Linked DNA regions of Mus musculus: region 2 is linked to region 1. A link is a contact called in ENCODE POLR2A ChIA-PET data. All regions are on one chromosome and are shown on one strand. Each heading gives the region's core, a stretch centred on a gene start or an enhancer-like site at or near the end of the contact. The rest is flanking DNA. Distances are from core to core; before and after follow the strand shown. Region 1 holds the start of Deaf1 (DEAF1, transcription factor). Region 2 holds the start of Rplp2 (ribosomal protein, large P2).

The links. ChIA-PET counts read pairs that join two places held with the same protein, here RNA polymerase II (POLR2A).
Region 2: POLR2A ChIA-PET joins it to region 1 with 18 read pairs in Patski. The contact joins the promoter of Rplp2 here to the promoter of Deaf1 in region 1. POLR2A ChIA-PET finds 5 or more read pairs at or near these places in 2 of 5 experiments (Patski and embryonic stem cell).

Annotation. Positions count from the first base shown.
Region 1 is chr7:141,325,867-141,330,432 of GRCm38, forward strand. Deaf1 (DEAF1, transcription factor) reads right to left here and starts at 1,859. Exons shown (of 12, transcript NM_016874.3): 1 at 1,413-1,859. The coding sequence starts at 1,704. It overlaps Tmem80 (transmembrane protein 80), which reads left to right and starts at 2,264. Exons shown (of 6, transcript NM_001141950.1): 1 at 2,264-2,400.
Region 2 is chr7:141,445,366-141,449,931 of GRCm38, forward strand. Rplp2 (ribosomal protein, large P2) reads left to right here and starts at 2,286. Exons shown (of 5, transcript NM_026020.7): 1 at 2,286-2,342; 2 at 2,543-2,666; 3 at 3,361-3,409. The coding sequence starts at 2,544. Snora52 (small nucleolar RNA, H/ACA box 52) reads left to right here and starts at 3,438; the gene lies at 3,438-3,571. It also overlaps a transcript of Pidd1 not described here.

The DNA of each region.
Region 1 (4,566 bases), core at 609-3,108:
CCCAAGAACCTATGTGAGGTCCTCACAACCATGTGTAACTCTAGCTCCAAGAGGAATTGCAGGCACCTGCAATCACATATATACACATAAAAATATATATATATATCTTTTTTTTTAAAGCTCTAGGAAGCTTCCCTCACTCCTGTGACTGGATCTAGGCTTCAGGTAGGTAGGTACAGCAGAAAACACGCGGAAGCAAGGGTTCTCCACCACTGCGTTCCAGTGCCAACGGTCTGAACACCCACCCAGAGTTAAGCTTCAGCTCTGATGTGCCCTGAATAAAAGCCCAATGCCAAGCCTGCAGCTTCACACTGGAAAGAACGAAACAAGACGCATGGCAAAATGATGGTCTTCCAAGGATTCGCATGTACAAGCATAAAACATATAAGAGCTCCAATTGGTAGGGAGTTCAACACTCAGGAAGGTCAAAGGGTGGGGTGTGTGGTGGGATTGTAGGAGGCAGTTTGGTGTGGTATCACCTGTACAGGGTGATACAGCTCAGCTCAAGGCTCCATTTGTCATAAAACATGAGAATCGGGTGCTCTTTGTGTGAGAAAACAGAAGGAGAAAAATGGAAAACTAAGTGATGGAGAAGGAGGGGATATCTGCATAGGAAGACTAGGAGATACAGCACGGAGCAGCTCATGTCACAATATAAAGCAAGGCTGGTTTCTGCATCGTTACCTTTGCAAGGTTGCCTGCCTTGGATGACTCTCTTGCCCCTCTCATGTCACACTTGAACTGGCCTTTGAGACAGACAGGTCTACCAGCAGTAATGCTGCTGACCATACCTGGGGCACCTCTAGAACAGAACTCACATGTGACCCATCTGTGCTCTCAGCTCCCAGGAAGCAGCAGGAGAGGACAAGGCAGGTGGTAGGTACTGAGAAAGTTCCAAAGGGTAAAACAGACAAAGAACAGAGAGGCACACTCACACAAGGGAGACACGTCTGTATACAGTGCAGAGCAAGGCTAGAGGAGTGAGAGTGTGCTGTGCGTGTGCATGTGTGTGTGCAAGATGGGCATGCAGGGCACTGTGAGATGCAGGGCAGGGAAAGAGCAAGGGTGCAAGTCATTGTGAGATGCATGGGCAGGTGCAGAGTAGGTGTTCAGGGCATTGTGAGTGCACGGGCAGGTGTGAAGTGCACAGGTGGTACAGAGCATGTATGGGGGGCAGGTGTCAGGTGCAGGGGCATGGACAGAGGCAGGGCAGGCGTGCAGGTCACTGTGAGGTGCACTGGCAGGGCAGGTGCTGGGCAGGTGTGCAGGACAGGTGGAAGAGAGCCTTCCCTGGAAGACAGATGTGCATGACAGATGCACAAAGCATATGGAAAGTGGCCTGTGCCTGGTGCATGTGTTCAGAGCTTGCACGCGGGAACCCGGTGAGGCGCGAGGCCGGCGGGCGCACTTGCCTGCGAAGGCGGCGGCGGCGGCGGCGGCCTCATCGGGGCTGGGCAGAGCCTCGGTACCCATATCCATGTGCCCAGATTCGGCCGCCATCACCGCCACAGCGGTGACCCGCCGCGTCTCGCGCTCCGCCTCGGAGTCTGCGTCCTCCTCCGAGTCCTCGTCTCTGCTTAACACCGGCTCCTCCGCCTCGCTTTCCGCTGCGGCCGCGGCGGCCGCCGCCACCGCGGCAGCGGCCGCCACAGCTGCCGCCTCGGCCAGGCCCAGCTGTTTTGCCGCCGAGTCCGAGTCCTCCATACGGACTCCACCGAGTCCGCCCGAAGGCGCTGTCCGGGACCGCCCGAAGCGCCAGGCACCGAGCCCGAAGCGGGGCCCGAAGAGGCCGCCCGAGTTGGGCCGAGGCCGCCCGAAGCCACCGCCCGAGCAGCGACCGAAGAGGCAGTCTGACGCCCGCCGAACCGAGCCGAAGCTGCCCGCAGAGCCGAGCTGATGGCCCGAGTGTAGAACCGAGCAGCTCCGAAGTTTCCCGAAGCGCAGAATCTAGATAATACGAATGGTCCCGAAGCTTCCCGAAAGCTTACGAGCGTTTCTTGCTCGCTGTCTAAGAAGCGGATCTGACTGTGGTCACCGACCGATAGAGCTGGCCGGCTCTGGGCAGTTTCTCCCCTGCTTCCAACGAAGTCTGGGTTCGCAGACAGACCCTGGCGCCACGGGATTTCTCCAACCCCCTCTCGGGGCGGCGAAAGCCGAACCCACACGAGGCCTCGCCGAACTCCGCCGAATACCTCCGAGCCGAGTTCTCCGGAGCCTCAGTGCCCGCCTCCTTCTATCCGAAAGCTCCCGAGTATTGCCGGACGGGAGAATCGGGCCTCGGCCGCTGTCGGACGCTCGCTGCACCGCGCGGCGGGAGGAGCGAAGATGGCGGGAGGGTGCGGCCAAGAGGCTGCTGGGATTGTGGCGGACCCAGCGGCAAAATGGCGGCCGTGCGGCCAGGTGAGGCGGGCGGGGCTACGCGATCGCAGGGACAGTGTGGTCTCATGCTGTCACGATGAGAGGCTGTCTGGGCTGGCTCTGCAACTCCTCTGATTGTCACCTTGTTATTCCGGAACCTGGTGGCTTAAGCCCACTAGCCCGGATTTCTGCGCCGGAGTTGGAGAGCGAGGGGTGGGGGGGGTGTCTTCCGGTTGGGCGTGGGGGCACTTCGGGTATCCCGGCGGCTGTCCCGAAGCTCGTCTCTGTATTCCAGTGATATACCTGAGGCACACACTGGGATACGCCCCTGTATACAACCATATCACACCTTCTGTGACCCGGGGTCCACCTGTGGATTACCCAGAGTACACTATGGTGGCATACGAACTACACAACCATATTTCACTAAAGCTGACATGCATGGCATACCTATGGCTCATCCTGAGCACACCCTTGGCATACCCGCTGCTCACCCCGAGTACGCCCTTGATACACCTATCTCTCATTTTTTCGATATACCCTTGGCACACCGGGTTTACACATTGAGAATATCCAGGACAACCATATACGTATATTCAGCTCACCCCTGGCATATCCACAATACACTCGAGTTCCCCTGTTGCTCACCCCAGATGTAAGGATGAATAAGAATTACGTTTGTAGGGAAAAAAAATGACTTAGTCAACCTCAAACAACTAAAGCAGGCTTGTTCCAGAGACGTGGCTGTTAAATTCTGGCCATTTGATGATCAGGGCACAGGATCTAGTCACTCAATGACCACAGTTAGTTCAAGACAATAGGCCACTCGCTTTAGACTGGGGTTTTTGTAGCTAAGGGTAGGGAAAGGGTGCTTGTTAAGAGCATTCTAGATAAGTTAGCTGTTTTCCTTAGACAAACTGGTTTTGGAATTTCTGGGTCTTTTGTCTTCTTTTGCACCCGTAGGGTGTCTGGGATAGGGATTGGTGTCTGAAGTCAAGGTCAGCTGCTTTTCTTCCCCAGTTCTCAAATTCCTGGCTTTCTGGAACTTTGAGTCCGTTGGCTTTGATGGGATTTTTTTTTTTTTAAACCAGGTATAGCTGTGACACACCCAGTGTGTCCTAGGGTACATCTTGTCACACCTGCAGCTTACCACATATTCATTCATAGCATGCCTCTGGCATGCGCTAGACTCCAGATATTCATAGCATACATTCAGCTCATCCCAAGCACACTTATAGTTCTCCTCAGCACCTCCAAGGCATACCTGAAGTATACCTTGGTACACCCATGGCATACCTGGTTTACACCAGACACAACCAAGGCATAATGTCAGTTTACCCTGGGTGAATACACACCCATACACACACACACACACACACACACACACACACACACCTGTGGCTAACCTGAGTCCCGGGCAGCCAGAAGGTGCTGTAGTCAATATTTCACCATGGCTGAGTCCCAGGCTAAATGAGGAGGTCTGAGCTCAGATGATATGCAGGCAGGGTCCAGTGCTAGCAATATGGAACAGAAACTGGTCTTAGCCAGCTCAGACCAGTGTTTGTCCATCCATCCATCCATCCAGTTTCCCAATGTTCCTTAATGAAGCAAATTTCAGAAATGTGATTGTACTACACGTGCAGCCTCACCTGCAGGGCATCCCTACTATATGCTTTGTTTAACAGCTGCCACAAACATGGGAGTGCTGTTGTTGTGTGCCTGGTTACAGTAAAAAGGGAGTTCTAGGGGAGAAAATGGTCTTGAAATTAAGTCACATAAAACACCCAGTTTCCAGTCTGGGATTATGGCTATCTCCACTAATCCAACAATTAAGAGGCTGAGTCAGGAAGATGGCTATGAGTTCCAGGCCAAACAGGTCAAAACTAAATAGTGAGGCCTTATCTCAGAATTAAAACAAACATACAAAACATTATAATCTTAGCATTTGAGAGACTGAGGCAGGATTATAAATTCAAGATTAGCCTAGGCTACATAAGAGATCCTTGTTCAGAAAGAAAGCAAGAAAGCAAGTAAGCAAGCAAGAAAGAAAAGTCCTACCAGAAGAGGGTAGCTATAACCTTTGTCACACCAAAAAAATATTTATTCCTTTATATCCACAGTGAATTTCTGCCTTGTATCTGTTGATAGTCACACGGTGATTACCAAAAATCACTGATAAGAAAAATGTTAAATAGCCAGGCAGTGGTG
Region 2 (4,566 bases), core at 1,036-3,535, 120 kb after region 1:
CTGTCTCGAAAAACCAAAAAATAAAAATAAGTAAAATTCACGACAGTTGGTGGTGGCTAATGCCTTTAATCCTAGCACTCTGGAGGTGGAGGTAGATAGGTGGATCTCTGAGTTAGAGGCTAGCCTGGTCTATAGAACAAGTTCCAGGACAGCCAGGGATACACAGAGCAGCCCTGTTTTAAACAAACAGAAAAGTCACAACATAAAAAATCATGCCAGGGGCTGGAGAGATGGCTCAGAGGTTAAGATAGTTCTTCCAGAGGTTCAATTCCCAGCAACCACATGGTGGCTCACAAACATCTGTAATGGGATCCGATGTCCCCTTCTGCTGTGTCTGAAGAGATCAATGGTGTTAAAATAAATAAATAAACCTTAAAAAAAAAAAAATCGCCTGGCGGTGGTGGCGCACACCTTTAATCCCAGCACTTGGGAAGTAGAGGCAGGTAGATTTCTGAGTTCGAGGCCAGCCTGCTCTACAGAGTGAGTTCCAGGACTGCCAGGGCTACACAGAGAAACCCTGTCTTGTATAAAAAAAAAAAAAAAAAAAATCATGCCAGGTATGGTGTGCGTGTCTTTAATTCCAACCAGTACTATGGAAGCAGAGGCAAGTGGATTTCTGTGACAAGCCAAAGTTACATGATAGGTCAATGTCTCAAAATTAAAGAAAATAGAAGTGTGGAGAAATGGCTCAGCAGTTAAGAGCACTTGCAGAATAATTTGGTCCAGTGGCCAGCATCAGTAACGGGCATCTCACAACTGCCTGTACCTCCAATTCCAGGGGAACTGATGTCTTCTTCTGGCTCCCAAAGGCACTGCACACAATGTAGTGCACATGCAAACCAAGGTGGGACACACACATTCACATCTTTTAAACAAATCACTAGGTGTGGTTGCCCACACCTTTAATCCCGGCACATAAGAGGCAGATCCTGGGGCTGGAGAGATGGCTCAGCAGTTTAAGAGCACCGACTGCTCATTTTTTTTTTTGTTTTGTTTTGTTTTGGTTTTTTTTTTGTTTGTTTGTTTGTTTGTTTGTTTGAGACAGGGTTTCTCTGTATAGCCCTGGCTGTCCTGGAACTCACTTTGTAGACCAGGCTGGCCTTGGACTCAGAAATCCGCCTGCCTCTGCCTCCAGAGTGAGTGCTGGGATTAAAGGTGTGTGTCACCACGCCCAGCTTTTTTTTTTTTTTTTTTTTTAAAGAGGCAGATCCTGTGGATCTCAGGGAATGGAAGTGAGAAGGGGAAGAGAGGTCTCCAGAGCCTAGTGTAGAGACAGTTTTTTTGAAACAGGGTCTCTCTGTGTAGCCTTGGCTATCCTAAACCTGCCATTCCCTCCCAAGTACTGGAATTAAAGGCATGCAACACCCTCTCCCAACGAGGCAAAGGTTTACTTTTTTTCTTTTAAATATTTACCTATTTGTTTTACATGAGTGTTCTGTCTTGATACACACCAGAAGAGGGAATCAAATCCCATCACAGATGGTTGTGACATGTGGGTGCTGGGAATTGAACTCAGGACCTCTGGAAGAGCAGTCAACGTCCAAACTATTAACCCCTGAGCCATCTCTCCAGTCAAAAAGCTTTTGATCCCAACACTCTGGAGGCAGAGGCAGGCGATCTCGTGAGTTCTTGGCCAACCTGGTCTACATAGAGGTCCAGGATACCCAAGAGTATATAGAGAAACCTGTCTCAAAAGAAAAAAAAAAAAGGAGGATGTTTCTAGATATGGCCGTAATCACTAGGACCCAGAAAGCTCGCCCAACTTTTCCAAACCAGCTGAACTTGGGAGCCATCAGCCCCAGCCCAACTTAGGACCTCTGTTGCCCAAGAACAGGAAGGACCCATAGCACCACAGTTTGAACCAATAGCCGCCCACCCAGCCCACGTGCAACAAGAAAAAGCTAGAAGGGAGCACACTTCCGGTATGAAGGTCTTACAGTGAAGCGTCATGGGATTTGTAGTTCGCCTTAATAAGACCAGGGCGGGGCCTTCGCGCTGCATTTTGGGAGCTGTGGAGCCGAGTAGCATGCTGGGGACGCGAGGCGTTAAAGGGGTTTGAACGCTACGCCCGTGCCCGCATGGATTTCGGGAGACTCTCGTCCATGTTGCAGAGGCCCCTGGCACTTGAAAAATCCCTCGTTTTTGTTGTGGGGAAGACATGACAGGGAAATGTCTTCCTTCCGGTGCACCCTTTTCGTCAATGGGAGGCGTCCCCGTGCGCCGCCGTACGCGTCCCGGGGGCTTCTGGGTAGCGGTTTACCCCCGCCCACTGCGTCAGCGTCTTCCTTTCGCCGCCGGACGCCGCCGAGGTCGCACGCGTGAGGTCTGTCCCCCGCAGCCGAGTGAGTAGCCTGGCCGCCTGGGCCGCGAACAGTGGTGGGGACTGCGGGGTTGGATGACGGCCGGGAGGCGAGGGTGGCGCAGCATTCTGTGACCGGAGGCCTGGCGCCTCACGTGGCCTCACTTGCTGCTTAAAATGGAGGGGGAAGCAGAAGGCCTCTCGGATAACCTCACCACTGTACCCACTCCCTGCCCCATTTAGCATGCGCTACGTCGCCTCTTACCTGCTGGCCGCCCTCGGGGGCAACTCCTCTCCTAGCGCCAAAGACATCAAGAAAATACTAGACAGCGTGGGCATCGAAGCGGACGATGATCGGCTCAACAAGGTAGCATGCTGCTTGCTTGGACCCGCTGGATCCAAATGTCTACCAGCGGCGGTCCTTATCCTATTATGTCCGGATTTTACTTTTAAGAAAAATTGTAGATAACCTGTTGAAAAGGATGGATGGAGGAGGCCTACACCCATCTTAGTCATAGTTTTCTCTTTAGTCCTTGTGCAATCGAAGAAGTCAGTCGTGATAATCGTGCTTTTATAGAAGTTTAATACAACTCATGTTGTGTGATCTTATTTTTTGAGACAAGGCCTCACCGTGTAGCTCTGGCTAACCTGGAACTCACTGTGTAAACCAGTTTTCTAACTTTTTTTTTTTTAAACTAGCTTTGCAGTAAAGGATGTATGTGTGTAGATGCCAACAGAGGCATCTGTGTCTCCTTGGACCTATAGTGCTGGGACTCTAGGATATGTTAGAGTCCAAGTCTTTAGCAGTGGAGCTATCTCATCGCCCCTTAAGATTCTTCTAGAAAGGGTTCCCACTCCACCCACCTAGGTTGTACATAGAACCTAAACTTCACAGAACGGTAGAATTTTAGTATCTAAAACTTCCTTTGCCAAAATCATTGTTGAGAAGACCCAGCACTATCTCATAGGTAGTTCCTGGGAGTTGAGAGCAGGTCCAGTATCTCAGGAGACCTTCCCCGTGCCTTGCATTGCTGACTGCTAGCTGTGGTTGTCTACCCCAGGTCATCAGTGAGCTGAATGGAAAGAACATTGAGGATGTCATCGCTCAGGGTGAGTTCCTGGGAAGTTGGCCTGTTTGTGGTCCATCCTAATACCTGCTGGTCAGCCAGTGATCTGCCAGGCTTCGCTTGTGGACCAGAGCATCCTAGAAACACTGCCAGAGTTGTGCAAGGCCTTTTCATTTTAGGCTTGTGCCTGCAGCGCTTCAGAACACCCTCAGAAACTGGCAATGGGGTCACTTTATGGTTTCTACGAGGATGTGTGAAAACCTTTCCTTTGAGGAGGGACTGGGGATGCTAAAAATTGGTGTTCTCTCTCTTTCCTTCCTTTCTTCTTTTCTCTTTCTTTCTCTCTCGGTTTTTTGAGACAGGATTTCTCTGTGTAGCTGGCTGTCCTGGAACTGACCAGGCTGGCCTTGAACTCAAATCTCCCTGCCTCTGCCTCCCTAGTGCTGGGATTAAAGGTGTGTGCCACCAAGCCCTGCCACAGGTTCCTTCTTAACTAAGGCATACAGATTTCTGGCACCACCGGACTAGTACTTATTTGCAATCAGCCTGGGGCACCCTCATGGTAAAATGATTGTTCAATTTTTATTTATTTTTTTTTGCCTTGTTGTTTTTGTTTTTTTGAGACAGGGTTTCTCTGCCTCCCGAGTGCTGGTATCAAGGGCGTACGCCACCACGCTCGGCTGTTTGTTCAATTTTAAGATTTCTAAATAACTAAAAGTAAGAACCCATGTGGCCTGTAAACCCACTTTGTAGACCATGATGGCCTTAAATTCACAGGCTTCTGCCTCCTGGCTGCTGAAATTAAAAGTGTGCACCACCAAGCTGAGCTTGTGTGTGTTTGTTTGTTTGTTTTTGTGGTTTCTCCTTATAGCCCTGGCTGTCCTGGAACTCACTTTGTAGACCAGGCTGGCATTGAACTCAGAAATCCGCCTGCCTCTGCCTCTGTCCTGAGTGCTGGGATTAAAGGCATTTGCCACCACGCCTGGCTTGAACTTTTTTTTTTTAATTAGGTATTTTCCTCATTTACATATCAAATACTTTCCCAAAAGTCCCCCATAAACCACACACACAGACACACACACTCCTACTTTTTGGCCCTGGCATTCCCCTGTACTGAGGCATATAAAGTTTGCAAGACTAAGGGGCCTCTCTTCCCAATGATGGCCTACTAGGCCATCTTCTGCTACATATGCAGCTAGA